Linked DNA regions of Homo sapiens: all the other regions are linked to region 1. The links are chromatin loops, found by intact Hi-C in ENCODE. Cell type or tissue: CD14-positive monocyte. All regions are shown on one strand. Each heading gives the region's core, and the rest is flanking DNA. Links, peaks and the distances in the headings are about the cores only. Region 1 overlaps LINC01637 (long intergenic non-protein coding RNA 1637). Region 2 overlaps P2RX6 (purinergic receptor P2X 6). Region 3 holds the start of P2RX6 (purinergic receptor P2X 6).

Evidence for each region. Peaks named below come from ENCODE experiments on the same cell type or tissue, not always from the same donor. Only the 100,000 strongest peaks of a DNase experiment are listed, where the experiment ranks them.
Region 2: a loop joins it to region 1, with 2.6 times the contacts of the local background. A loop is called at or near these places in 11 of 110 quality-filtered maps.
Region 3: it touches region 1 in a loop (3-fold over the local background); 15 of 110 quality-filtered maps call a loop at or near these places.

What each region holds. Positions count from the first base shown.
Region 1 is chr22:20,960,565-20,966,466 of GRCh38, forward strand. It overlaps LINC01637 (long intergenic non-protein coding RNA 1637), which reads left to right. Exons shown (of 2, transcript NR_110537.1): 2 at 3,827-4,116. It also overlaps a transcript of AIFM3 not described here. Among named protein-coding and RNA genes, the nearest start is that of AIFM3, 3.7 kb to the right of the region's middle. RefSeq lists enhancers at 1,263-1,352, 1,393-1,452. In CD14-positive monocyte, for the core only: CTCF peaks have their summits at 1,476 and 1,678; DNase peaks (open chromatin) are centred at 1,267 and 1,537; H3K4me3 peaks cover 624 bases; H3K27ac peaks cover 642 bases.
Region 2 is chr22:21,017,863-21,028,528 of GRCh38, forward strand. P2RX6 (purinergic receptor P2X 6) reads left to right here. Exons shown (of 12, transcript NM_005446.5): 3 at 127-198; 4 at 4,814-4,889; 5 at 5,080-5,173; 6 at 5,256-5,336; 7 at 5,413-5,554; 8 at 5,647-5,756; 9 at 7,943-8,036; 10 at 8,149-8,214; 11 at 8,390-8,467; 12 at 8,558-10,146. The coding sequence ends at 8,755. Among named protein-coding and RNA genes, the nearest start is that of P2RX6, 8.0 kb to the left of the region's middle. In CD14-positive monocyte, for the core only: CTCF peaks have their summits at 3,128 (motif pointing right) and 3,341; no DNase peak of the experiment used is centred there.
Region 3 is chr22:21,006,412-21,017,077 of GRCh38, forward strand. It overlaps P2RX6 (purinergic receptor P2X 6), which reads left to right and starts at 8,754. Exons shown (of 12, transcript NM_005446.5): 1 at 8,754-8,927; 2 at 9,531-9,681. The coding sequence starts at 8,764. It overlaps THAP7-AS1 (THAP7 antisense RNA 1), which reads left to right. Exons shown (of 2, transcript NR_027051.1): 2 at 2,256-3,963. It also overlaps the pseudogene TUBA3FP. RefSeq lists a silencer at 3,033-3,178 and enhancers at 3,921-4,736, 7,634-7,783. In CD14-positive monocyte, for the core only: no CTCF peak of the experiment used is centred there; a DNase peak (open chromatin) is centred at 7,930; H3K4me3 peaks cover 1,288 bases; H3K27me3 peaks cover 1,431 bases.

The sequences.
Region 1 (5,902 bases), core at 279-2,778:
CTCCTGAACTCCAGCCTGGGTGACAGAGAGAAACCCCATTTCAAAAACAAAACACATGTGATGAAGACTCCTTACCCAGCTCCCCCTGTTCCTCCAGACCAGCCAACCTCCATGCCAGGCCCCTGCCCAGAACTTCATGGCAAGCTGGACTGGACTGGCATATTCTGAGTTCTCCAGAATTTACCATCTTACCTCCTTGCCCACACTGTTTCTTCTGTGTGAATGCCCTTTTCCTCTCCTATGAACACCTACGGGCATCTGCCCTCAGCTCCTGCCACCTCCCTCCATGAGAACAGGGATTAAGACTGGCTATCCCTCACCAGGCGCGGTGGCTCATGCCTGTAATCCCGGCACTTTGGGAGGCCAAGGCAGGCAGATCACCTGGGGTCAGGAGTTCAAGACCAGCCTGACCAACATGGAGAAACCCTATCTCTACTAAAAATACAAAATTAGCCGGGCATGGTGGCACACGCCTGTAATCCCAGCTACTCGGGAGGCTGAGGCAGGAAAATTGCTTGAACCTGGGAGGCGGAGGTTACGGTGACCCCAAATCATGCCATTGCACTCCAGCCTGGGCAAAAAGAGTGAAACTCCATCTCAAAAAAAAAAAAAAAAAAAAAAAGTCCGGGCGCGGTGGCTCACACCTGTAATCCCAGCACTTTGGGAGGCCAAGGTGGGCGGATCACAAAGTCAGGAGATCGAGACCATCCTGACTCACACGGGGAAACCCTGTCTTTATGAAAAATACCAAAAAATCTTAGCCCGGCATGGTGGCAGGCGCCTGTAGTCCCAGCTACTGGGGAGGCTGAGGCAGGAGAATGGCGTGAACCCAGGAGGCGGAGCTTGCAGTGAGCCAAGATCGCGCCACTGCACTCCAGCCTGGGAGACAGAGCAAGAGTCCGTCTCAAAATAAATAAATAAATAAATAAATAAATAAATAAATAAATAAATAAGACTGGCTATCCCAGAGCCTGGGGACAGGAGAGTGTGCGCTGCAAAGCCAGCCATTTGAGGAGGGCCTAGTCTGAACTGAATAGGTCAATGGGCTGGAGCTGACTTTGGACAGAGTTGAACAACCCCAAAGAATCCAGTGGGTGCTGGGCATACAGTCGTCAGGCCTGTGTAGACAGACCTGGGCCGAGAAGAAGCTGGGCTGCAGTAGCCAGGGCAAGGCAGAGGGGCAGGAACAGGCATGGGCGATGGGGTTGGGCCCCAGTTCTTTGACCTGGGGAATCCCCCAACCTATGCTTCCATATGAATGAATCACTGTGCATCTGTGGGCACCACTGCATCAGCTTGCCCCTCCACACAGCTGCCCTTGGCTCATGTTGGCTGTGCTGTATCAGTCCTTCAACGTTTCCTGGGGATCAGTTAATTAAGTTGAGGTCTCTGCGTCTGGAAATCCGCCTCAGCCTGCAGGGAAAAGGCCCCTAGTCTTGTTTCTGCCTTCAGAACCCTGAGACAGAACAAGGAGAATCCTGCTGATTCTCAGATTGGGCTCCAGAGGGGCGACAGTGTCAATCACAATGTTAGATACTGAAGTTGGCTCAGTTCTTTTTTTTTTTTTCCTTCCCCTTCTCCCCTCCCGTCCCCTCCTTTCCTCTCCCTTCCCTTCCCCTCCCCTCCCCTTCCTCCCTTTTCTTTCTCTTTCTCTTTTTTTTTTGGCGGAGTCTCACTCTGCCATCTCACTCTGCAGTGGCGCAACCTCGGCTCACTGCAACCTCTGCCTCCTGGGTTCAAGCGATTCTCCTGCGTCAGCCTCCTGAGTAGCTGGGATTACAGGTGTGTGCCACCACACCCAGCTAATTTTTGTATTTTTAGTAGAGATGGGGTTTCATCTTGTTGGCCAGGCTGGTCTTGAACCCCTGACCTCAAGTAATCCTCCTACCTTGGTCTCCCAAAATACTGGGATTACAGGTGTGAGCCACTGCACCCGGCCTTTTTTTTTTTTTTCTTCTTTTGAGACAGGGTCTCACTTTGTCGCCCAGGCTGGATGTAGTGGCAGAATCATGGCTCACTGCAGCCTTGACTGCCCAGGCCCAAGCCATCCTCCCACCTCAGCCTCCCAAGTGGCTGGGACTACAGGCTTGCACCACCACACCAAGGTGAAGTGTTGTTTTGTTTGTTTTTTGTAGAGACAGTTTTGCCATGTTGCCCAGGCAGTGATCCTCCTGCTTCAGCCCCCACAAAGTGTTGGGATCACAGGCGTGAGCCGCTACGCCCGGCCACTTTCTTACCTAAAATACCTGCACACCCTACTTGGAGACCCTAGGGTGAGGGGAGTGGGGAACAGGAGAACCTGACAGTAGAGGGTACATGTAAGGAGGAGAGGGACAAGCTTGCTGTGTGGTGGGGTGCTCCAGGGCTGGGGGTGCCTAGGGATCCACCTCTCTCCCAGGCTGTGGAATTATCCTCCCCGCACTCACTGCTTCTCTAACCTTGGCTATCTCCTGCTGCCTTTGGGGTGTCTGATGGGCTTGAGGGACCTCCCAGCTGCTCTAGGTCATCTCACCGCAGCCATGTGCCCCATTTGGTACTGTCAAAGCTGCTGGAATATTATCGTCTTTCCAGAACTATCCCTGGGGCAATATCAGGACCTCAGGCTGCCCGGGGCTCAGAGCCCTCCTGGGTCTTCCTGGGGCCCCTGGTCCACATGCATCTCCACTAAGCCTGAGGGCCCTTCGGGAGAGGCAGCACTTTTAGCCTGCCCTTGGTTTTAGCTTTTGCTCTACGAAGATCTTGTGATTTCTGCCCCACCATGGGGCAGCAGGAACCTCAAGCACAGTGCCTGCGGCAAAGGGAGCCACAATGGACTTGCCCCAGGTCAGGCCTGCACTTGCCTTGTGTCAGGGTATCTCCCCAAGTTGCTGGCCTCAGTCCCTACACTGACCTGTTTCCCCAGCTTTATCTCTGGCACCCCAAACTCAGCAGCCCCGACCCCACTTCCCAAGCACCCCCTGTGCCTGGCTCTGTGCCTGTCATGGTGTCCTGGCAGCAGTCTGGGAGAGTATTTCAGTTACCTGCGGTGTCCTGGGAAGGCTGGAGCAGAGGGGTCCACTCACTGATTGCCAAGGTCACAGAACAGGACTTGCATTGTGCACTGGAGGCCCTGTGGTCTTGCATGAGCCTGGTAGGCCTCTCCCCTCCTGCTTCCAGCCCTCCATCTGGGAGGCCAGCCTGCCCAGGGCTGCTCTGCCACTTAGCAGCTGTGTGGCCCTGGAGAGTCCCTAACCTCACTGAACCTCAGTTTCTCCGTTTGTGAAATGGAGATAATACAAAGAGAACTTTCCTTCTCAGGCTGTTGTGATGGGTAAGGAAATAAATGCATGCAAAATCACAGCTGTAGTTACTATGAGGCACACTGTCTTCCTGGCTAGAGGAGATTCTGAAGGTGGGTGGGGCAGCAAGATCACCACGTGTATGAAATGGGGGCAGGCTGGTTGGAGACTGAGGGCACCAGCCCCAAGCACTGCCATCTGCCCTGTGATGGGACTCTCCTGTGGCAGTGGCAACGGTCCCACTGTGGAAGCAACACATGAGCTGAGAGGACTTGCCTGAACTGAGCCACATGTGCCCTCTGGGCCTGGTCACCCCACCACCTGCCCCCAGTGTGACCCATGCAGGGCCTGTTCCTGACCCTGAACGAGACCAGGACTCCCTGGGCTGCATTTCCTATCTGTAAAATTGTAGGAGGGTGGTGGTGGTGGGGGCTCGAACTTGCCCCCTGGGTGGGGTGGGGCATAAATAGTCCCAGAGGATGGCCTGGGAAGGCTGGCTGGGCCTGGCACAGGGGACTTTACTGCTGTCATTATTGTCCTCCTTACAGGAGAGGAGAGCAAGGCCCAGACCGGGGAGGAACCCACACAGCCTCTGTGCTCCAGCCTGCTTGAAAGACAAGGTCTACCTACAACGCAGAGATGCACACATTAAGGACAATGAAACACCCAAGTGTTAGGAACCAGAATAATCAGCCCTAATAGAGGGGAGGCTGATCAGGGAGGGCCTCCTGGAGGAGGAGGCACAACATCAGGGTGCACTGTGATTTCTGGAGACCCAAGGAGTTCTGGTAAATGACAGGTGAGAAAAAGAAAATGTAATAAAATATAATTGAAAACAGACCCTGGTATGTGTGGAGAGAGGGCCGGGAGGAACCTAGGACACCGGGGAACCTGAACTCCCCCAACCAGTGAAGGGAGCTGTGGGCAGCAAGGTTTGATTGGGGTTTTCTTTCTTGTGGAGGTTTCTCAGAGTGATTCAAGTTCCCCCACCCCGCCCACAGATGGTTCTGAGACTTTGGAAAGAAAGAAAAGGAAAAAAGACCCTGCCCGCGCCCCAGCTGGGCATCCCTGGGAGGTCGCGAGGATCCCCGGAGACCCAGACTCGGGCCCGGGGCGCCCCCGGCCAGAGCGGCCCCTGGCTGCCTCCCTACGCCCCGCGACTCCGGTCCGGACGCCGAGGGCCTCGGCCTGCCCCTGTCCCCCGGCCGCCCCCCACCTGCTCCGGCCCGGCGGGGCGGTGCTGGGCCCGCGGGCTCCCCGGCCGCAGTGCAAACGCAGCGCCAGACACGCCCCGCCCGCGCCTCCCCGCCCCCCCGCGCCCGCGGCCCCAAGCGGTTCCCGAGCCCAGGCCCGCGCCGAGCCCAGGTGAGCGCCCGCCCCGGGGACCCTGGTCCCCGGAACCCCGGTCCCCGCCCGCCGCCCCGCCTCTTCGCCCCGGCGCCGGGGGCCAGCGCTTGCGCTCCCAAGTCTCGGACCCCGGCCCGGCACGTTAGGGGCTGGGGGTTGGCAAGCGGGGCCAGAGGCACTGGCCGGGGTCCGAAGCTCACCTCGTCCTTCTCTCGTCCCACAACGGCCCCTTCCCGGCTCGCCGCGGGGCCCCACTGTGTGCCAGTCCCCCTTCTCGGGCTGCAAGGTCTGGCGGGGGCAACGGGACGGAGCCGGCGAGGCTGCTGGCATCGGCTTCCCAGAGAGAGGGAACTGCACGTGCAGAGGCGGGGAGAGTGGACAGAGGCTTGCCCTGAGCTCCGTGGGGGAGGGGAGAGCGCGGAGCCCCCACACTCGAAGGCAGGACTGGGATCAGATGCCACCCCTAGGACGCCTGGAAGCCACTGGGAGTCCGATCTGGGCAGGAGCCCTTGGGATGAGGCAGTGGGGGCAGGTGGCGAGAGGTGGAGGAGTGGGGAGAGGACCCTGCCCAGCCTGCACCCTGGGGGCGCCAGGAGCCCTGGGAGGGTCAGGTGGAGCAGGGGCCGCTCTGTGAGATGGGAGTAATCCAGTCCCGCCTCACAGGTCCTGGGGTCCCTGGGACAGACACAGACTCCTGCTGGGTGGTTAGCACTGGGCTCTGCTAGAACTTTTCTGCAGTGGGCAGCTCATGGGCAAGGAATAGCACTCGGGCGCTCTGCACTCTGGGGGTCCCTCCTGCCCTGCCCCTGGCAAGGACCTTTGCCTTTGAGTGGGGTGACTGGGCTCCAAGCCGATCTAGCACACAGTAGGCCGAAGGCACAGGGGCCCCACCCAGTCTCCTTCCTGGCCCAGGCCCTGGGGGATTCAGGTCCCTGGGTACTCGGGAAGGGACAGCACAGCCTGGGCAGGTCCCCAGTGGCAAGACCAGGTCTGACCTTTTCTGGGATCTGTGGCCCATCAGGTGAGGCCTGAGGTCAGCCAGGAAGGAAGCGGGCAGGGCTGAACCAGGGCTGAAACCAGGACCCAGGAAGGGACAGCCTAGTGCCCAGGGAAGGGGCAGGTGGGGCAGGTGGCAGTTGAGTTTTACAGACCTTCTTTGATGACAAGTGGGGGAAAGAGCCAAGGCACGCCCCAGTGGCTGTGGGAGCCACCGCCTCCTCCCCTGTAATGGGCACCTCGAGGACCGACAGGCGCAGGGGCCAGGCACCAAGGGTCCC
Region 2 (10,666 bases), core at 1,970-4,469, 59 kb after region 1:
TACAGGGGGACAGGGTTAATGACTTGATGGGGCCAACATCCCTTCCCTCATAAACCAGGCTGCCGGCTTCCGGCCTTTCCAGTCAACACGAGCCCAGCCAGGCCAACCTTGAGACTTGCCTCCTAGGGAGAGAACGTGTTCTTCTTGGTGACCAACTTCCTTGTGACGCCAGCCCAAGTTCAGGGCAGATGCCCAGAGGTGAGTTTACCCAGGATCCTCCCAGCGGGTCCCTTGTTCCTCCATCAGCCCCAGGGGGCCACCCGTGTTTCCCTTTCCCCTTCCCAGGTGGCTGAAGGCTCAGCCTGTGCTCGGTGTCCCCCAGGCACTGGGCTACATCTTTTCCTGAATCATTATGTTCAGTCTTCACATATCCCCTGCCTGGTAGGAAGTCCTGTGATCCCCATTTCAGAGGAGAAGACTGAGGCTCAGTGAGGTTGAGTCACTTTCTTAAGGCCTCCAGGCCTGTGGGTGACAGGACCCCGAGCTCTGGGCAGCAGCAGTTCCCATGAGGTGTCCAGGCCCTCCCATCCTGGTCCTGCCTCTGGGTACTCTCCAGGTTGGTAGTGTGACACCCAGAGCTGCGCACATGCTCAGGGAGGTTCTAATAGCAAGAGCCAAGCTGGAATATCACCTCCCCTTGTCTGTGCCCAGCCTCTATTAATATGTCCTGAGGCAGCTTTCATCTTTGTGGGCCAACACAGCACACTCTTGCTCATGGTGAATTCAGGATTGCTTATGATTTCTGGATAGTTTTTTTTGTTTTATTTTTGAGACGGAGTTTCACTCTGTCACCCACGCTGGAGTGCAGTGGCAGATATCAGCTCACTGCAAGCTCTGCCTCTCAGGTTCACGCCATTCTCCTGCCTCAGCCTCCGGAGTAGCTGGTACTACAGGCGCCTGCCACCACGCCCAGCTAATTTTTTTTTTTTTTTGTATTTTTAGTGGAGACGGGGTTTCACGGTGTTAGCCAGGATGGTCTCCATCTCCTGACCTCATGATCCACCTGCCTCGGCCTCCCAAAGTGCTGGGATTACAGGCGTGAGCCACCACGCCCGGCCTGATTTCTGGATAGTTTTTACATCAACCGTGGTCAAGCCAGAGTCCCCCACCTTGTTCTTCTTCATTTCTGATCCAGAAATGCTGATTCTCCCCCTGACATTTCACCTTTTCCCCTTGCCTGGGGATGTCCCTGGGATCCTGCATCTGTCACAGAGCATGCTCATTCTCTCCAGCTGTGAATTTTGTTTGAACTATTGGGACTCAGGACATAGTCCTGAAAGTTTACCTCCACAGTGACATCTTTAGGCAAGTCCAACATTTACGTGCCTCCTGGGCTGGAGGGTCGTTGTGCAGACAGCTGTCCCCTGAGCCCTGGTGGCTGGTCCTAGCACAGTTGCTGGAGACATCCCATGTCCGTAGTTGGAAATATGCACAAAGGATTGCTTACTCTTTTTGTTTGTTTGTTTTTTTGAGATGGAGTCTTGCTCTTGTCCCCAAGGCTGGAGTTCAATGGCACGATCTCGGCTCACTGCAACCTCCGCCTCCTGGGTTCAAGCAGTTCTCCTGCTCACCCCCTGAGTAGCTGGGATTACAGGTGCCCGCCACTGTGCCCAGCTAATTTTTGTATTTTAAGTAGAGACGGGGTTTCACCATGTTGGCCAGGCTGGTCTCGAACTCCTGGCCTCAGGTGACCCACCAGCCTCGGCCTCTCAAAGTGCTGGGATTACAGGCGTGAGCCTGCCGAGAGCTTGGTCGGGGAGACCTGAACCCAGCGGTGCTAAAGGAATTAAAGACAAACACACATAAATATAGAGGTGTGGAGTGGGAAATCAGGGGTATCACAGCCTTCAGAGCTGACAGCCTCGAACAGATTTACCCACATATTTATTGACAGCAAGCCAGTGATAAGCATTGTTTCTATAGATTATAGATTAACTAAAAGTATTCCTTATGGGAAACAAAGGGATGGGCTCTGGTTGGTTAGCTGCAGCAGGAGCATGTCCTTAAATCACAGATCGCTCATGCTATTGTTTGTGGTTTAAGAACGCCTTTAAGCGGTTTTCCGCCCTGGGTGGGCCAGGTTTTCCTTGCCCTCATTCCGGTAAACCCACAAACTTCCAGTGTGGGTGTCGTGGCTATCACAAACATGTCACAGTGCTGCAGAGATTTTGTTTATGGCCAGATTTTGGGGGCCTCTTCCCAACATGAGCCACTGTGCCTGGCAGGATGTGCTTACTCTTGGTGAACCCACACAATGTCCTTCTCTTTCTTAATGCTCAGATGTGCATTTAGTGTTCAGTTTGTAGACCGTTCTGAAATTTGGCTGGATCTGTGGGTCTGTGTTTTTCAGAATCTGTGCAATTCCTCTTTGTCTGCAACCACACTTCTGGCTCTTCCCATGAAACGTCAGGGCTGGGTCGTAATTATCAGATCTGACAACCTGGCTTTCCCGGAAGACCAGAGTTCTGCCAGCTCCTCTAGGGATCCTGGTGCCTGATCCCTCCCTTACATGCACCATGCTCTTTATAGTGTCACCTCCCTCAGCAGACACCGCTGAGCCTCCCCGCTGGGCCAGGGGGCTAGCTAGGCTAAATTCACAAAACTCCATCTCCCATACTTCAAAGACCACCCACATGGACAGCCCAGCCCAGGTGGCAGGTCCTATGATGGGACAGAGGCTGTAGGTGGGGGACCTAGGGCTGCACTTGAGCAGAATCTTTTTTTTTTTTTTCTTTTTTTTTTTTTTGAGACAGAGTCTCGCTCTGTCACCCAGGCTGGAGTGCAGTGGCGTGATCTCGGCTCACTGCACACCTCCACCTCCTTGGTTCAAGCGATTCTCCTGCCTCAGCCTCCCAAGTAGGTGGGACTACAGGCACACACCACCACACTCGGCTAATTTTTGTATTTTTAATAGAGACAGGGTTTTGCTGTGTCGGCCAGGCTGGTCTCAAACTCCTGACCTCAGGTAATCCGCCCACCTTGGCTTCTCAAAGTGTTGGGATTACAGGTGTGCCAGGCCAAGCAGAATCTTAAAAAAAGGTGGGGAGAAGCTGGTGAGCAGGTGGATTTGGTTGAAGCAGGATGTCGACACAGAGGGGGCTTGGTGGGTAAAGGCCCTGAGCTGTGTGAGGTGAGGTGCCTTTAGGGCTACCTGCCACTGGGTGGAGCTGAAGTGAAGATTTGGACTGGGGTGGGAAGAAGGTAGTTCAGGATTTCAGGGGCCCCTGTAAGCCCCACTAAGGAGCTAAACTGTTTTTGTTTGTTTGTTTTCTTTTTCTCTTTTCTTTTTTTTCCTGTAGCAATGAGGTCTTGCTTTGTTGCCCAGGCTGGTCTCGAACTCCTGAGCTCAGGCAATCCGCCTACTTTGGACTCTCAAAGTGCTAGGATTACAGGCGTGAGCCACTGTGCCTGGCAGGAGCTAAACTTGATTAGAGGAACAGAAGAGAGCCACACGTGGGCTCAGAGGCAGGGTGCTCAGTTTCCTGCACATTGGGATGCACCACTTGGGCTGCTGGGCATAGGTGGATGAGGGTATGGGAAGACGTGGGGGCCCCACTGGTGGTCACTGTGGGGTCTAGTTGGAGGAGACGGTAGCCCAGCTGGGGTGAAGAGGAGAGGCAGACACAGGACATAGGTAGGGACAAAGAAGCAGAGCATGTGGCTCTGCTCCGACCTCCACCCAATCACGACGGCCCTGTCTTTCAGAAAGTCCCACCGCCTCATTCTGGCTTCTCAGAGGCCCTCAGCCTTCCTTGCGCCCCTGGTGCTGGTGTTCTTCCTGCTGCCCCTGAGCTGAGTGCCCTGGGCAGCAGTGTCCATCCTCAGTTGGGGCAGGACCATGCCTGGGAGAGTGCCCGATGCTCAAGGGTGCCTTCGTCTCTGGGGTCTGGGACCCCAGAAAGCTCACCTGTCCTCCCCTTCTGCCAGAGCCCCATAGTCCTATGCCTCTGTGCAGGCATTAATGTCCCCAGGTTACAGAAGAGCGAGCAGGAAGGAGTAGCCTGTGGTCCCTCAGCAAGGGTGTGGGGTCCTGCTTCAATACCCAAGCCCCTGACTCTAGGGCCCTGATCTTTGTCAGCTATGTCCCCATGCCGGGCATCAAAAACTCACCCTCCCAAGGTATCTTCACCTTCCCTGATCTGTCATCCAAATTGGACCAGAGGAGCTAGACCTGGAAGAATCACTTCCGCATCCACCAGGGACAGAACTGTCAGGAGGGAAGGGGCAGGGTGCGTTGTCTCACGCCTGTAATCCCAGCACTCTGGGAGGCTGAGACAGAAGGATTGCTTGAGGCCAGGAGTTAAAAACCAGCCTGGTCAACATAGCAAGACTCCATCTCTACAAAAAAAAAATATTAAAAAATCAGCCAGGCACAGTGGTGTGTGTCTGTAGTCCCAGCTACTGGGAATACTGAGGTGAGAGGATTGCTTAAGCCCGGGAGGGCGAGGCTGTAGTGAGCCATGATCATACCACTGCACTAGAGCCTGGACAACAGAGTGAGACCGAATCACTAAAAATAAATTTTTTGAAAAAGGAGGAAAGGGGTCTCCCTTTGTCTTTGAAATACAGTACTGTACCTTCATCTGGCCAGGGCATTGCTCCGCTCCCTCCTCTGACCACCTCCTTTTATTTGCACCCTCCAGCTTTCCTGTGTGGCCCCACACTCAGGGTACTCTGGCGGCGGGGTGGTGAGGTTGTTTAAGGTGGGAAGGGGGCCTGTCCTTCCCACCTTGAACCTCCCTGCCTTTGAGACTGGGCTGTGGAGGGGAGACATCCCCTGTGCCATTGGTGACTGCTCTCTCTCCCACCTCAGCACCCGTCCGTCCCACTGGCTAACTGCTGGGTCGACGAGGACTGCCCCGAAGGGGAGGGAGGCACACACAGCCACGGTAACTGTGGGCTCTGTCTTCCAGTGCCCCCAGCAGGGTGGGGGCCGGGCTGGGATCCTGGGTGGCTCCTGAGTGCAGGCCCTGCTCGCCTCTGTCCCTGCATCTCTCTTTCTGCCAACAACCCCCTGGCTGAAGGCCTCCCCAGGCCTGCAGAGATTTGAAGGTCTGGAGTTCATCTTTTGTTTTCTAGGTGTAAAAACAGGCCAGTGTGTGGTGTTCAATGGGACCCACAGGACCTGTGAGATCTGGAGTTGGTGCCCCGTGGAGAGTGGCGTTGTGCCCTCGTAAGTGTCCCCACAATCCCCTACCCCAACTGGCGCAGGGCCCCAGGCCTGGCAGAGGCTGTCACCTCCCTTCCACCTGCAGGAGGCCCCTGCTGGCCCAGGCCCAGAACTTCACACTGTTCATCAAAAACACAGTCACCTTCAGCAAGTTCAACTTCTCTAAGTAAGCAGAGTGGGTCTCATCTGCCCCAAGACCCTCCTTGTCCCCTACCTCATCTGACCTTTCCCACTCCTCCCAGGTCCAATGCCTTGGAGACCTGGGACCCCACCTATTTTAAGCACTGCCGCTATGAACCACAATTCAGCCCCTACTGTCCCGTGTTCCGCATTGGGGACCTCGTGGCCAAGGCTGGAGGGACCTTCGAGGACCTGGCGTTGCTGGTGGGTCCCAAGTTGGGGGCAGGGTTCCTAGAGGGCTCTGGGAGAGGGTCCCGGGCCCACCCACCGGTGGAAAAGCTATGTGCTATGTGCAGGGTGGCTCTGTAGGCATCAGAGTTCACTGGGATTGTGACCTGGACACCGGGGACTCTGGCTGCTGGCCTCACTACTCCTTCCAGCTGCAGGAGAAGAGCTACAACTTCAGGTGAGGCCCCACTGCTCCCAGTGCCCAGCTGCTGGGCCCATCGCCCTCTCACTGTGGCGGCCAGGACAGACCACACCCAGGCCCAGGCCTCTAGATATTCCACTACGTGTGCAAGGGGGTCCCAGGAGCAGGAGAGAGCTGTTCTCAACCCCACATCCTCCAGCACAGGCTCCGTCCTGCTGCCCCAAGTCCTGAGCCCTCCACCCCATCTGTCCCAGGCCCCTGCCCAGCTCAGGCTCCTCACTGCCAGCCCTTCCTCCACCCCACCTCGCTTCTAGTATCTCCCCTCCACAGCAATGGGGTGTTTCATTTTTACTTTCCCCTTCTCCCCTTCAGCTTTGTTTTTTTTTTTTTTAAGACAGAATCTCATTCTGTCACCCAGGCTGGAGTGCAGTGGCCCGACCTCGGCTCACTGTAACCTCTGCTTCCTGGGTTCAACCGATTCTCCTTCCTCAGCCTCCTGAGTAGCTGGAATTACAGGTGCTCGCCACTACTCCCAGCTAATTTTTATATTTTGGTAGATAGAGATGGGTTTTCACAATGTTGGCCAGGCTGGTCTCAAACCCCTGACCTCAGGTGATCCACCCACCTCAGCCTCCCGAAGGGCTAGGATTACAGACGTAAACCACCATGTCTGGCCTCCCTTCCGCTTTTACCTAAACTTTTTTTTTTTTTTTGAGATGGAGTCTCACTCTGTCGCCCAGGCTGGAGTACAGTGGCGGGATCTCAGCTCACTGCAAGTTCCGCTTCCCGTGTTCACGCCATTCTCCTGCCTCAGCCTCCCAAGTAGCTGGGACTACGGGTGCACGCCTCCACGCCCGGCTAATTTTTGCATTTTTAGTAGAGACAGGGTTTCACCATGTTGGCCAGGATGGTCTCGATCTCTTGACCTCGTGATCCACCTGCCTCAGCCTCCCATAGTGCTGGGATTACAGGCGTGAGCCACCACGCCCGACCTTTTTTTTTGAAACGGAGTTTTCACTTTCTTGTAGTCCAGGCTGGAATGCAATGGCGTGGTCTTGGCTCACTGCAACCTCTGCCTCCTGGGTTCAGGTGATTTTCCAGCCTCTGCCTCCAGAGTAGCTGGGATGACAGGTGTGCACCACCACACCCAACTAATTTTTGTATTTTTAGTAGAGATGGTGTTTTGCCATGTTGGCCAGGCTGGTCTCGAACTTCTGACCTCAGGTGATCTGCCCACTTCAGCCTCCCAAAGTGCTGGGATTACAGGCATGAGCCACCAAGCCTGTTTTTTTTGTGTTTTTTTTTTTTTTTTTTTTAGATGAAGTTTTGCTCTTGTTGCCCAGACTGGAGTGCAGTGGCCCGATCTCGGCTCACTGCAATCTTTGCCTCTCGGGTTCAAGCAATTCTCCTGCCTCAGCCTCCTGAGTAGCTGTGATTACAGGTGCACACCACCACACCCAGCTAATTTTTGTGTTTTTACTAGAGATGGGGTTTCACCATATTGGTCAGGCTGGTCTCGAACTCCTGACCTCAGGTGATCCACCTGCCTCAGCCTCCCAAAGTGCTGGGATTACAGGTGTGAGCCACTGTGCCTGGCCTCAAGTTTCATAAATTGCATTTATTATCATGTCTTTGAGTCTTCTAAGCAGATCTATTGGATCCTTCTGCCACCGAGCGTCACCTCGTCATGCAGGCAGGCACACACGACCACCAGGCCTGGGGATGATGCCCCTCAACATAGCTCACTGCACCCCGTCTGATCTGGCTTCCCCAACCTCCCCAGCCCTTCGAAACCACGTGGGGCTGGCTCCCACCCACATCCTGTTCCCCTGACCTCTGTGCTGGCAAACCACCTGTGTGCATGTTCCTTCAGGCCCAGCCTCATGTCCCCTCCAGGAAGTCTACCCCAGTTCCCAGGGAAGAGTGAGTTCCCATCTCTGGAATCCCTCAGCCCTGAGCCTGCCCCTTCACATCCCCCGCTGCTGGGTCTGTTTAGGGACTCCTCTGTCCCCCGTCCTCTCAGCAGGCAGGGAACTTCTGAGGGACAGGTCTTCGTTTGCTTTTTCTGTTTTCTCACCAATTACATAGGGCTGAGACCCAGGACTCAGGCTTGGGCTGGGGGTTTATAGAGTCAATTGACAAGTTGGACAGAGGTCTGGCAGGGCCAGCCCCACCTGGGGGTGGGCAAAGCAGGTCACCAGAGCCTTCTTTCCTGCCCACAGGACAGCCACTCACTGGTGGGAGCAACCGGGTGTGGAGGCCCGCACCCTGCTCAAGCTCTATGGAATCCGCTTCGACATCCTCGTCACCGGGCAGGTAGGCACAGGTAGGGGTCAGGCCGGGGATGGGATGGGGCAGGCAGACAGGGCTGGAGGAGGCATGAGGCTGACAGTCGTGGGCTGAGAGGTTCAGCTCAGATCTCTCTCAGGCAGGGAAGTTCGGGCTCATCCCCACGGCCGTCACACTGGGCACCGGGGCAGCTTGGCTGGGCGTGGTGAGTGCGAGCACTGTGGGCACCTGCAGGCTGCAGTGAGTGCTGCTGACCAGGGTGTGTCCAATGCATGCTGGAGCCTCCGGTGCCTGCACATTGAGTCTCGGGGTGCAGGCTGGGGAGGTGGCAGGAGAGCAGGCTCGGGGGCTGGAACATGGGTTGGCCCTGCCTCTCCCAGGTCACCTTTTTCTGTGACCTGCTACTGCTGTATGTGGATAGAGAAGCCCATTTCTACTGGAGGACAAAGTATGAGGAGGTGAGCTGAGGTCGCTCTGCTTGGACCCTGGGTTCTGCCACACTTAGGAAGATGTTGGCTGGATCCCTGACCTGCTGTCCTCATCTGCAGGCCAAGGCCCCGAAAGCAACCGCCAACTCTGTGTGGAGGGAGCTGGCCCTTGCATCCCAAGCCCGACTGGCCGAGTGCCTCAGACGGAGCTCAGCACCTGCACCCACGGCCACTGCTGCTGGGAGTCAGACACAGACACCAGGATGGCCCTGTCCAAGTTCTGACACCCACTTGCCAACCCATTCCGGGAGCCTGTAGCCGTTCCCTGCTGGTTGAGAGTTGGGGGCTGGGAAGGGCGGGGCCCTGCCTGGGGATCTCAAGGATGAGGCCCCAGCATGGAGGATTGGGGGTAGAATTCCACCCTTGAACCCCAGCAGACAGTCCCTCCCCTGACTCCCACCTTGGTAGGGTGCTGCCTCAGGGAGCCATAGAAGTCGGCTGTGTTTTGAGACGGCGACAGAACCTGACCCGTGGAGACTGGGAGAGCCCAGCAGGCACCTGTATTGCAGGGCTCCGACTGCATGTGGCAGGGGCTCCTGCTGCGTCTGGGCCTGGAGGTCTCTCTCCCAGTGCTCTGTCCCCAGTGTTCCTAGCAGAGGTATGCTTACCAGCTGTCAGCACAGACCCTCCTGCTGCCTGGGTCCTGGCCCTCCTCCCCCATCTGCACCCCCATCATAGGTAGAGACCCCACCCTCCCATCGGTCCTACATGGGGCTGTGCAGCTGGAGCCAAAAAGGCAAGGTAGAAAGAGGAGTGATGGGGGAGGGGGATTGTTTCAGCTTCTCTGGTGCTGTGATGCCCCAGGAGAGTCCTAATCTAGGGAATGGGGTGGAGTAGGCAGATAATCCACCTCCCTATCCCCCAGGCAAGGGCGGAGCATGTGTCTTGGGCCCACACCTGCTTAGTTTATGAGGACCGGCTGCTTTCCAGTGGTAGCCCTTTTGCCATGGAGGTCTGGGAGAGAGAGCAGAGGGCGGCAGGGCTAAGTTGGTGATCATTGGGTTCTTCAGGACCTTCTATATCCCTCCTCGGTAACCCCCCAGCCCAACCCCTTGGAATCTTTCCTCCAGGCTTCCTGAGAGCCCTGGGGGTGGGAGGCTGTGGGAGGCTGTACATCTGAAATTCACTTCAGTCCAAGTCATACCTAGGAAGCTGTCTGGGCAGCTGCTCGAGGGAGGCCCTGGCTCTGATCCCAGGCTGGATGGAGTGGCTGGAAGGAATGGTTCCAAACAACACCACCGAGATCTCCCTCAGGCTGGCCAGGTTTTGCAGCTGGAATTCTCCTCTTGGTCCCAGGGCGGGGCAGGGAATTCTAAGTGTCCACCCCAGGGAGGCAAGGGGCTGCTTTCCACTGTGGGTACCTGGTGATCAGGGCAAGCTGTGGAGGGCCAGGGGTGGGGCTGAGACTGGGCTGACATCTAGAATCACCTGCCACCTGGAGCCTCAGTAAAATGCCTGGGGTCCCTGCTGCCTCTCAATCTCCAGAGCCATGTCCATGGGGAGGTGGGCTCTGAAGGGCGAAGGTGGGAGAGCAGGGCCCCTGAGGCCTGGGTATCCAAGGAGGGGCACGTGCACCTGATTCTCCTTGGGGCCCAGAGGAAGCTGATGTCATGGCTGGACAAAGTCACGGAGTAAAGCCAGCAAAGCCACCCTCTTCCTGTGTAGTCCTTACAGGCATGACTGGAAAGTTGGGGGGCATCTATGGTAGACATGGCACAGCCATGAAGAGACCAGTGGGGTGGTGCAGGGTGGACTTGGGGACCCTACCCCTGAAGACTGAGGCCCTGCAGCTACCAGGTGGGCTAGAAGGTAACTGGAACAGGCCTGGGCACTTGTGCACCCATGTAGGAGCATGAGGGCCACACTCTTTTCACCTCAAAGCCCTTGAAGAGTGGGCAAAGACAGCAAGAGAGCTGCAGCCTGGGCCCGAGCTCAGAAACAGCTGTCGCCTCAGTCTGCGCACAGGCATGCACCCCAGGGTAGTGCCTGCAGGGATGCATGTGTCCCCGTGGGGGTGCCTGTGCCAGGCAGGCCTCAGGTGCATGCCATGCTCAGAACCCTGCTGCCCTTTCTAGGCAGCCTCCTTGGGGCCCAAGCTCTGCTCCCTGGATCTGCCACCTAGCAGACGTGGGGAGCCTGACCCCATGCCTGTCATGGAACCCTCCTTGC
Region 3 (10,666 bases), core at 6,760-9,259, 52 kb after region 1:
AGAGCAAGACTCTGTCTCAAAAAAAAAAAAAAAAAATAGCCAGGCATGGTGGCGGGCGCCTGTAATCCCAGCTACTCAGGAGGCTGAGTCAGGAGAATTGCTTGAACCGGGGAGGCAGAGGCTGCAGTGAGCCGAGATCACATCACTGCACTCCAGCCTGAGTGACAAGAGTGAAACTCCGTCTCAAAACAAACAAACAAACAAGAATGTATGGTAAATCACACTAAGACTGACAAAAAGGAACTTAAGAGCAAAGAGAATTAATTCAACAAGGTCCATCTAAGGCTGGACTATCTTCTGGGGGGAGGAGAGGCTGTGACTTTATCTCCCCACAGACTAGCCTCCCTACTGTCTCACAATACTTAGTTACAATAGGAAACCTCTGCACAGCATAGCATCTCCCACAGTGCCTGCCAGCTAAGGATGTCTTCACCTTCCAAATGTAACACTAATTGAAAGAAAAATTCCTCTACTCAAGTTGAGAGGCTTAATAATTAGACACAGAATGGAGGGTTTCACCTCCTACCTGTAACATCTTACATCTAAGGTCTGTAATCCTCCTATGTAACATGTAATGAACATTCCAGGTTGGTGTAACTGTTGTAGATTTTACCCTTCTTTTTCCTCTTTTTTTTTTTTTTTTTTTTTTTTGAGACAGTCACGCTCTGTTGCCCAGGTTGGAGTACAGTGGTGATCTTGGCTCACTGCAATCTCTGCCTCCCTGTCTCAAGCGATCCTCCCACCTCCACCTCCCCATTAGCTATGACTGCAGGCATGCACAACCATACCTGGATAATTTTTATATCTTTTGTAGAGACAGGGTCGCACTATGTTGCCCAGGCTGGTCTTGAACTCCTGGGTTCAAGCAATCTTCTCACCTGGGCTTCTCAAAGTGCTGGGATTACAGGCATGTGTCACTGAGCCTGGCCGATTTTACCCTGTTCTATGAATCACTTTAAATCTGTCAACTTAAAGATGGTTTGCATCAACGTGAGATGAAAAAGAGAGATGATCTGTGTCAAGGTGTTGTAAAGTGGCTGAGAGAGGGCCAGACAGATTCAAGAAGTTGTGTGCGTTCAGAGGCAAGTTATGGCCATTCCACATGGGAAAAAGAAGACACATACCTGTGACTTTCTCATATCATTTCAATCTGGAATGATCCTGGAACTTGCAACTCCTCAAACACCTTCAGAACTCATTGAGACTTATAAATGTGGGATCTATAGCTTTGCCTAATGTGGGAAACCACTGTAGACAGGGGCTCTTAACTAACCATAGGGCACAAAGTTGACCAACACAGGTGTGGTGAGGCATTTAGCCTAGTCATCACAACAGATCTTCGAGCCTGACATTCTGTTATTTGGCTTCCAAATACATGGTACTTTTCTTTTGGTAGACAACTGACTGTAAGCATAGCTAAAGGAGCACCAAATCATCAGTCTGATTGTGTGTGAGGCAGAGGTCTCTGCTTGGTTTGGAGAAAGGGCAAAGACCTGCCTTTGGTCTTCACAGTAAACACTGCACAATATATTTAAAAATCTTTACAGAAATATTAGTGTTGCCCAAAATTCAGTGACAACAGGTGACCAAGATGATGTAAAGTGTAAAAACCACTATTTATAACACAAAAAATGATAACATAGAACCTGACAAATTACTAAAGTGAGCAGTGGAGTAATGTGGAGGACAGACCAGGACCTGCAGTCAGATAATCTCTGATTTCTCTCTGCATCACTTGCTGCCTGTGAGGCTCCAGACACCTAAAGCTATCTCAGCCTTTGTTTTCTTTTCTTTTTTCTTTTTCTTTCTTTTTTTTTTTTTTGAGATGTAGTCTCGCTCTGTTGCCCAGGCTGGAGTGCAGTGGTGCAATCTCGACTCACTGCAAGCTCTGCCTCCCGGGTTCACGCCATCCTCCTGCCTCAGCCTCCCGAATAGCTGGGACCACAGGTGTCTGCCACCACACCCGGCTAATTTTTTGTATTTTTTAGTAGAGCCGGGGTTTCACCGTGTTAGCCAGGATGGTCTCAATCTCCTGACCTCGTGATCTGCCTGCCTTGGCCTCCCAAAGTGCTGGGATTACAGGCATGAGCCACCGTGCCCAGCCTCAGCCTCTGTTTTCTAAAGTGTAAGATACTGGTAATATTGCCCCATGAACTTTAAAGGGTAGTGGTTAAGGTATGAGGGAACATAAAGTATTTGGTAAAGTATAAGGCGGTAGGAAATAAATTACTAAAATTATTATCCTTGCAACCTAGCTGACGTGAAAAGGGGTTGTCTCCATAAAGGATGCGGGCCTTCAGGGGCAGCATTATTCTGCAGGTCTCCTGCTTCCTGATGGCACAAGGACTCCACATCACCCAGTCCTACCTTAAATCCAATCGGACACCAGTCCACAAACTGGTTGGTGTGCTTGCTCTTGATGGTGGCGACAGCCGCACTGACATCTTTCAGGACCACATCCCCTCTGTACAACATGCAGCAGGCCATGTACTTGCCATGGTGAGGGTCACACTTGACCATCTGATTGGCTGGCTCGAAGCGGGCACTGGCGATCTTGGCCACGGACAGCTGCTCATGGTAGGCCTTCTTGGCTGAGATGACCAGGGCGTAGGTGGCCAGGGGGAGGTGGATGTGGGGGTATGGCACCAAGTTGGTTTGGAATTCTGTCAAGTACACATTCAGGGCCCCATCGAATCACAGGGAGGCCGTGATGGAGGACACGATCTGCCCAGACGACTGAGGTTGGTGTACATGGGACACTCGATGTCCAGGTTGTGCTGACATGTCATAGGTGGCTTTGCTGTCGACTATGAAGGCACAGTCAGAATGTTCCAGGGTCGTGTAGGTGGTCAGGATGGAGTTGTAGGGCTCCGTCATGGCCATGGAGACCTGGGGGGCTGGGCAAATGGCAAACTCCAGCTTGGACTTCTTCCCGTAGTCCACCGAGAGCCGCTTCATGAGCAGAGACACGAACCCAGAGCCAGTGCCGCCCCCAAAGCTGTGGAAGATGAGGAAGCCCTGCAGTCCCATGCACAGATCTGCCTGAGAGAAACCAGACAACGTAAGCCAATGCCCGTGGGAGCCACACCACCAACCTCCACCAAGCCGGGGCCACTTCTCTTTGCCTCTGAGAGTTGATACGGATTCAGACCATCCATAATGAACACGCATCACACTTTGAAGCAGAGAAAAGCAGACAATACAGATCTATGCACAAATCACCACGCACACTTCACAGTAAGACGTTGCAGAGGTCTAGGAAGGCTGGTTTGAAGAAATACACAGAAGAAAAACGGATGGACTAACCAGAGCGCTCAGCCAGCCTGCTGGACTGGCACCCGTGGCTACAGACACTCTTGTTTAGCACCATGGAGAGCTCCCTGCACAGAAGCAAGGACTCAGGGCATTGCCCCCTCTCTACCTGAGAACTAGACTCAGCGCCCAGCACTGGATTTGATAATACAGGTACTCAAATACATGTGCTTTCCTCTTTACTCAGACACTTCTAGGGCTGGCAGGGTCAGACAGTAATCCCCCACTTTGTGGGGAGGCCCTGTTTTTGCTGAACAGCTCAAGGGCAGGAAGATTCTTTCTTCCACACACCCCTGCAACTGCCAATACTTGTTCTGTGTGACCCTTGCAGCCATCCTATGCGGTAGGTGCTACCATTGCCATGGATCAAGTGGGGACGCACAGATCCAAGCTCCTTCACCTCTCAAGGGAGTTGGGCCCTCCCACAGATCTCTTGGAGGAAAAAAATGGCCTTGCTGGGCCTGTCGATTTCCAGTCCCCACCCACCTCCCTCATGTACATGTGTCTGTTTGTGAAACCTTCATAGCACCTTAGCTTCCAGGCCCTCCATCCCGGCTGCCTCTCTGGCACTTGCCCTTTTACTGTGCGGGTCCAAAGAGACACCTATGTTCAGTTTGTCAAAGTCTGAAATAAGCCTGTCTTTTAATTTCACTGACTCCCAGTAGTAATTTTTTTAGAAGACAAACTGCTTCTCTGGCAGTTACACTCCAGGGCCAATTCTCAAAGGCCAAGTCTGGTGCCACCCCACTCCCTCTAAGCTGCTTGAGCCAGATGAGAGCTTCTGAAATGCTGCAGAAAAGAGCTCTCCTGGGGCATCCATTAAAATGCAGATTCACTGGCATTCCCCTAAGAGTTTGGTTCAGCAGGTCCAGGGTCAACATCTGCATGCCTCACCCAGGGTCACAGGTGATTGTTACTATTATTGGACCATTTGAGGAGAGGCAGGTAGAAGTGCAAATTCCTGGCAAAGCAAACACTCAGGGGCATGAGAGTGATGAGACCAAGGAATCCCAACCATGTCTTCTACCTCACCTGGAACAAAATCTATACCCTTTTTGCCACGGCCTACAGCCCTGCAGCCCTCTGCCCTCTCCACCCCACAGCCTGGCCACGCTTCCCTGGCTCCCTAGCCTAGGCACACTGCTGTCTGCCAGTCTGGGAAACAGGCCCGCATGCTCACTGTTCCTCTGCTTGAAATGCTCTCCCTCTGATCTTGCCATGGCTGACTCCTTCCCACCCTGCACATTTCAGCTTAAATGTCACCTCACAGAGGCCTCCCCAGCCACCTCTTTAAAGCAGGGGGTCCCCATTCTTCTCTAGAAGCATAAACTATTTGTTTCTTTTGCAGTGCCAATAATTACTCAGAATGATATTGTTAACATTGTCCCTTGAGGTCAGGAACTTGGTTTTGTTCAAGGTGGATCCCTGGTGGCTAAGTCAGTGCCCAGCACATACAGCAGCGCGCAATGAGATATTTGTGGAAGGAATGAAGAGTTCCGTGTGGCTGGAGTGGAAGAGGAGTGGGGCAAGGTGGGGTGTGGGGAGCAGGAACCAGAGCACATGCTCCCTGGCGATGTGCAGCGCGGTCCTGCCAACCCCCACCCATCCCTGCCCCAGGAAGCTGAGCTTTCATGGCCATGGTGCCCTGCGCAGGCATTACCTGCTTGGTCATTCAGCTGGTTGTAGCTCAGGTCCAGGGACTTCAGGTCTGTGTGGGCCAGCAGGAGTTCGGCAAGGTGCTGGGCCGCCTGCTCCTCCAGGCCATTCCCTGACAGCTGCATCTTCCGCATGGCCTGGTTCACTGTGAGGGCGGCACAGAGGGCCTGGGCTCCTGCCACTCCCAGCTGGTTCTCCAACAGGTCCACATCTGGGGGACGGAGCCACTCCTCAGCCAGTGGGATGCAAAGCCAGGTACCACCCCCCTCCCCCCTCTTCTGCCATCCCCCAAACCTCCAGGTCTGAGGCAGAGGAAAAGGACTTACAGGTTAACTGTCCTGGGGTTGCATGGTGGCTCTGGCTCCCAATGGCTGGGTCCCCTCTGCCCCTGACCTCCCCCTCCCTGTGTGCCCACCAGCTTCTGTGTCAAGCGGTTAAAACTGCCTACCTCCTGGTACTGTAGAGACTGCTGTGGTGGGGGGCAGCCACCCCATCAATGATTATGTCTGGCAGTGATATCACCACCCACTTCAGAAGCCCTCACTGCCCCATTGCCAGGATTGGCAATAATAGCCCAGGTGACTGTGCATGGAGCACTTACATGGGTCACACACTCTGCTGATCACTTCAGGAGTGCATTTCACTTCATGCTCACCACAGCCCCAAGCCTATGAGGTCTTGTGGGGGCCATTTCACAGATTGGAAACTGAGCTGCTTTCATAGGTCACCCCGTTTTCTCAGTGGCAGAGACAGCATTTGGATTCAGCTTCAATGAACTCCCACCTTGCCCACCCCTTTCTTGAACTTCCCCGCCCCCAACTCTCTGTGTTGCAGGACTTTCCACTCTGCATTCAGGCACTGGGGAGTCTCCCATGTGCAGGGCAGGGCAGGAGAATGGGTGCCAGCCAACAAGGAAGGAGAGTGGTGGGGTAGGGTGGATGAGGAAGGGACTTGTATCCAGCATCAGCTGCACAGCAGAGGGTCTAACTCCACCCCACATACCCCCTCCTGTGATGAGGCCCCTCCTCTATCCACCAGCAACACCAGCAGGACCCAGGTGACATGGCCCAGCTTTCAGGGGTGGAGGCACATCCCTGAGGAAAGGGAGGACTCACGCCTGCCCACCTGCCCCAGACCCAGCACCTACCGCAGATGCTGCTGCTTTTGCTCAGGGCACCTGCCAGGGCCTCTGTACCTGCCCCATAGAGCCCACTGTCCCAAAAGTTCAGCCACTTGACATATGGATTGGAGCTCAATGAGGAAGCCAGAGACCGGCGCCCTGGGACAGACAGAGCAAACACACTGGCCACTATCCTGGCTCATGCTCCAGGGCTCAGCCCGCTCCACGTCCCCCACCTGGAAAGTACCCCCCTTTCCACCTGCTTAAGGGACACATGCTTCTCCTTTTAGGCCCCACCTAGGTGTCCCCCACCCCCACCTCTCCCAGAGCCCCCAGCGGGTTAGAAGCCTGAAGGCTCCCCAACCCTTCATGCCATCTGTCATAGCATCAATCCCATCTGTCTCTCAGATGTCGAGGGTAGGGCATGCCTGGCACAGGCAGAAGCTGGGGAGTACAGGGGACAGACTCAGGGGCACTCCCATGGCTGTTGTCTCCCGGGGCCTCTCCCTGTAAGCCTGGACCCAGTGTCCTTCCAGTGGTACCTGGGGCCCCAGGCCACCGTGCAGCAGGTTCAGCTCTGGGGCACTCCCTTGGCACAGAAAGCAGAAGATGGGCACAATGCTATGGATCCAGCAAGACCTCAGGTACAGGGTGTCCCCGACCAGTTCTCCAAGTCCATGGGTGCCTGGTAGGAGACAGGGGGATGAATGTGAACCCCTGCATGGCTATAGCCACCTGCCTCCTCCCCTGCCCTGCATCACTACCTGGCCTATTTTTTGCCTCTAGAAGCACTGCTTCCTATGCTCCTTAGGACCACTGCCCGCATATGACAGATAAGAACATCGAGGCTAAGGCAACGCAAATCTTTTCCTTAAAGTCATACAGCTGTCAAAAGAAAGCTGGACAACCTGGGCAACATAGCGAGATAAAAAATTATTTAAATTAGCCAGATGTGGTAGCCCCCTGTAGTCTCAGCGACTCAGGAGGCTGAGGCAGGAGGCTCACCAGAGTGCAGAGTTCAAGGATGCAGTGAGCTATGATCCTGCCACTGCACTGAAAGCTGGGTGACAGAGCAAGACCCTGGCTCTAATAAATGAATACATAAAGTCTCACAGCTAGTGGTAGCTAATCCTGCCAGAGTCAGGCCTCTACCTGTCTGATGACAAATGGCACACTATGTCTTTTAACCTGATTGCAGACCACAAATGTTTTGTGAATATTTTCCCCAGGGAAAAAACCGGAAGTAGTTCTAAATTCTATACATCCATTATATTAGTTTTACCTGTGGATTGGGAAAACCCAGCTCTGATTGCATTTCAGGGCGGGACAGCCTTTGGTGCACTGTCTGGCGGGATTTTCCATTTTAACCTCCTTCTAGAAGCGCCTTCTCATGGTAAAGTTCCTGATGCCGCCAGGAGCGCCGAGGAGAGGGCAGGGGGCTGGAGACGCCCCGCAGAGGGCTACGTGCCCTGCTGGACAGAGGTCTCCTGCCTCCTCGGCGGCGCCAGCCCACCTCCCACAACCCCTGCGGGAGAAGCCCCCAAGGGGAGGAGACGGGCCTGGCCCCTGCCCCGAGCACCTTCCGTCTCTAGGTCGGAGTCTGAATCGGCCTTGGGACCCTGCTTGGCTTCGGGGACCCCTGCAAGACGTCCACAGGCCGCCGTCGCCTCTTCCTCCTGCTTTTTATCCTCCCCAGACCTCTGGCAGGAACCGCTCATCGTTACGCCCCTTTCGCAGCCTCAGACCCTGAGGCGGAGACCGCTTGGCGCCTCACTTAGAGCGCGACCCGGGGATGTGGGCGGAGTCTGCGGCTGCGCTGACCAATCGAGTGTGGCGTCCATCGACTGGCGTCTGCCACGGCAATTAGCGACGCGCTCCCCCGCGGCGGTCGCCCCGGCAACCCAGTGCTGTAGGTTGCCGTAGAAACCGTGGCTCTCCTGCGCTGAGGCTCCTCGCCTGAGAGGATAAACTGCACGCGCCACGGGCTATGCACTGGGCTGGGCGCCTTGTGGGCATCCTCCCTGCCTTCCTAGGGGGTTCCAGCATCGCCCCCCTTTCGTGGACTGGGAAACACGCCTGACTCCAGGACTTGTGTTGTCCTCACTGCACTGGGGAAGGTGGCGGGGGCAGCTTTTCAGGAGGGCCTGGGGAACTTCGCAGAGCCAGGTCACCCTCTCACTCTGTGCCTCTTAGTTATCTTGCATGCTCTGGTCTTTGCATACGCTGCTCCCTGCACCAGGAACCTCCATCCCCATCTTTGTCTGCTTGTCGAACTTCAGAAATCTGCAAGGGTCAGCTTAGAGGTCACTTCTTCCGGAAGCTTTCCTCAACACCCTCCCCGCCCTGCTGCTGCTGCCCTCAGGCCCTCCTCTCACAGCACTGATAACAGCTGTCCGTCTCCACCCTCCCACCACCTCCACTCCCACCCCAGGAAGTGAGGCCAGAGGGCAGGGACAGAGCTGCTGCTGTTCTCTGTGTGCCAGGGCCCAGCAAAGGGAATGTAGGGAGGGTGGGAGGTGCAGGGCAGCTGGGATTAGGGGTTGAGGGCTGGGTGTTGGAGGCTGGATCTGGATCCTGCTTTAGTGGAAGTGTCCCTTTAACAGCAACTGGCCTGGCCTGGCTCGGGCCCTGCTTTGCCTCCTGTTCAGCTGCGGCTGCAGCTGCCATGCTGACTCATGTGCCCGCAGCTAGCAGGAGCTGGCAGCATGGGCTCCCCAGGGGCTACGACAGGCTGGGGGCTTCTGGATTATAAGACGGAGAAGTATGTGATGACCAGGAACTGGCGGGTGGGCGCCCTGCAGAGGCTGCTGCAGTTTGGGATCGTGGTCTATGTGGTAGGGTAAGAGAGAAGAGCTTTTGGCCAGGCTGGAGGGGCAAGGGAAGAGGTGGGGGGTGGGGCTTGGTCCTGCTGGGTTGAAGTTGAGGGTTGGGCTGTTTAGGGGCTGGAGTGGAAGGGGGCAGATTGGGACGGGGTTGGGGAGAGCTAGGCGATACAAGACAGGAGAGCAAGAACAAGCTGTGTGTTTGTCCTGTGTGTCCACTTGCCTCCTTCCCAGGCCCCCACCCAGGCCCCACCCAGGGGGCACATGACATAGTCCTTAACATCTGTGAGAGCTGGAGCACTAGGCCCCCAGAGAGACCACCAGCTGTATCTCGGGTCAGGAGAGTCTGTAAGGGGGAAGCTGGATCTAGTCAGGCTGGGGGTGGGTGCTGGCTAGTGAAGGTGATTGTCTGAGGGCATTGGCTCTCTGATGCATGGCTGGAGCTTCTGTCTCATTCAGGGGGTCTGGAGTGGGAAGTGGGGCCAGAGAGGAGGTGGGGCCTTCGATGTTGGGCCGGGAGCCTGTAGGGTGTGGGGGGAGAACTGAGCATGTAGGGCTCAGCTCCGCCCCTGTCACTACACGCTGGGGACACACCACACTGCCCGACTTCTCCTCCCCAGGTGGGCTCTCCTCGCCAAAAAAGGCTACCAGGAGCGGGACCTGGAACCCCAGTTTTCCATCATCACCAAACTCAAAGGGGTTTCCGTCACTCAGATCAAGGAGCTTGGAAACCGGCTGTGGGATGTGGCCGACTTCGTGAAGCCACCTCAGGTGGGGGCCCTGATGTTGCTGACGGGGGCGCAAGTCCTTTCCCCACTGACAGCCTGAACACCCGCCATGCAGCCAGTGTGTGCGAGAGAGAAGCATGTGATGCCAGAGACGGCTGCGGGTTCTCAGGAAGGGCTTCACAGAGGAGTGGCACCTGGACAGGACTTTCAGGGATGTGTAGGAGGTTTTGGGGTGGAAAAAGGGGCCACTCAAGAAGCCAGGCCAGGGTTGGACGTGCTGGCTCACGCCTGTAATCCCAGCACTTTGGGAGGCCAAGGCAGGTGGATCACGAGATTGAGAGTATCCTGGCTAACACGGTGAAACCCCATCTCTATTAAAAATACAAAAAATTAGCCGGGCATGGTGGTGGGCGCCTGTAGTCGCAGCTACTCGGGAGGCTGGGGCAGGAGAATGGCATGAACCCGGGAGGTGGAGCTTGCAGTGAGCCGAGATTGCACCACTGCACTCCAGCCTGGGTGGCAAAGCGAGACTCTGTCTCAAAAAAAAAAAAAAAAAAGCCAGGCCAGAGAAACTGCATTTCCAAAGACTGCCAACAGAAAAGAAGGGAGTGTCCAGGACTAATGGCTTGAGCTTGAGAGTGGTGTGAGGTGCTGGGGCATGGAACTTCCCTGTAGCCCTGCTCCCTGACCTGGGGCACTACGGTCAGGTGCTGCTCCTCCCCTCTTCTCGGCTGCGTTTTCCTCCTCCCTCCACCCAGCTCATCCCCAGCCTCAACTGCCACTTCTGCTCCTCTGATGCCCAGGGTGTATTCCCAGTGATCACCTGCCCAGAGCACAGCTGTCTTCTAGGTGCACACCCACATGTCCAAAGATCAATTATTTTCCTCTCCTGGCATGGCCTCTGTGACGCCCACTAGTCATGGTGGCTGTGACATCCACTAGTGCCTCAGCCAGACCCGTGACTCACCCTGGACCCCTTCCTGTCCCTTCCAAGATTTTTCACCACTACCCATGCCATGCCATGCATG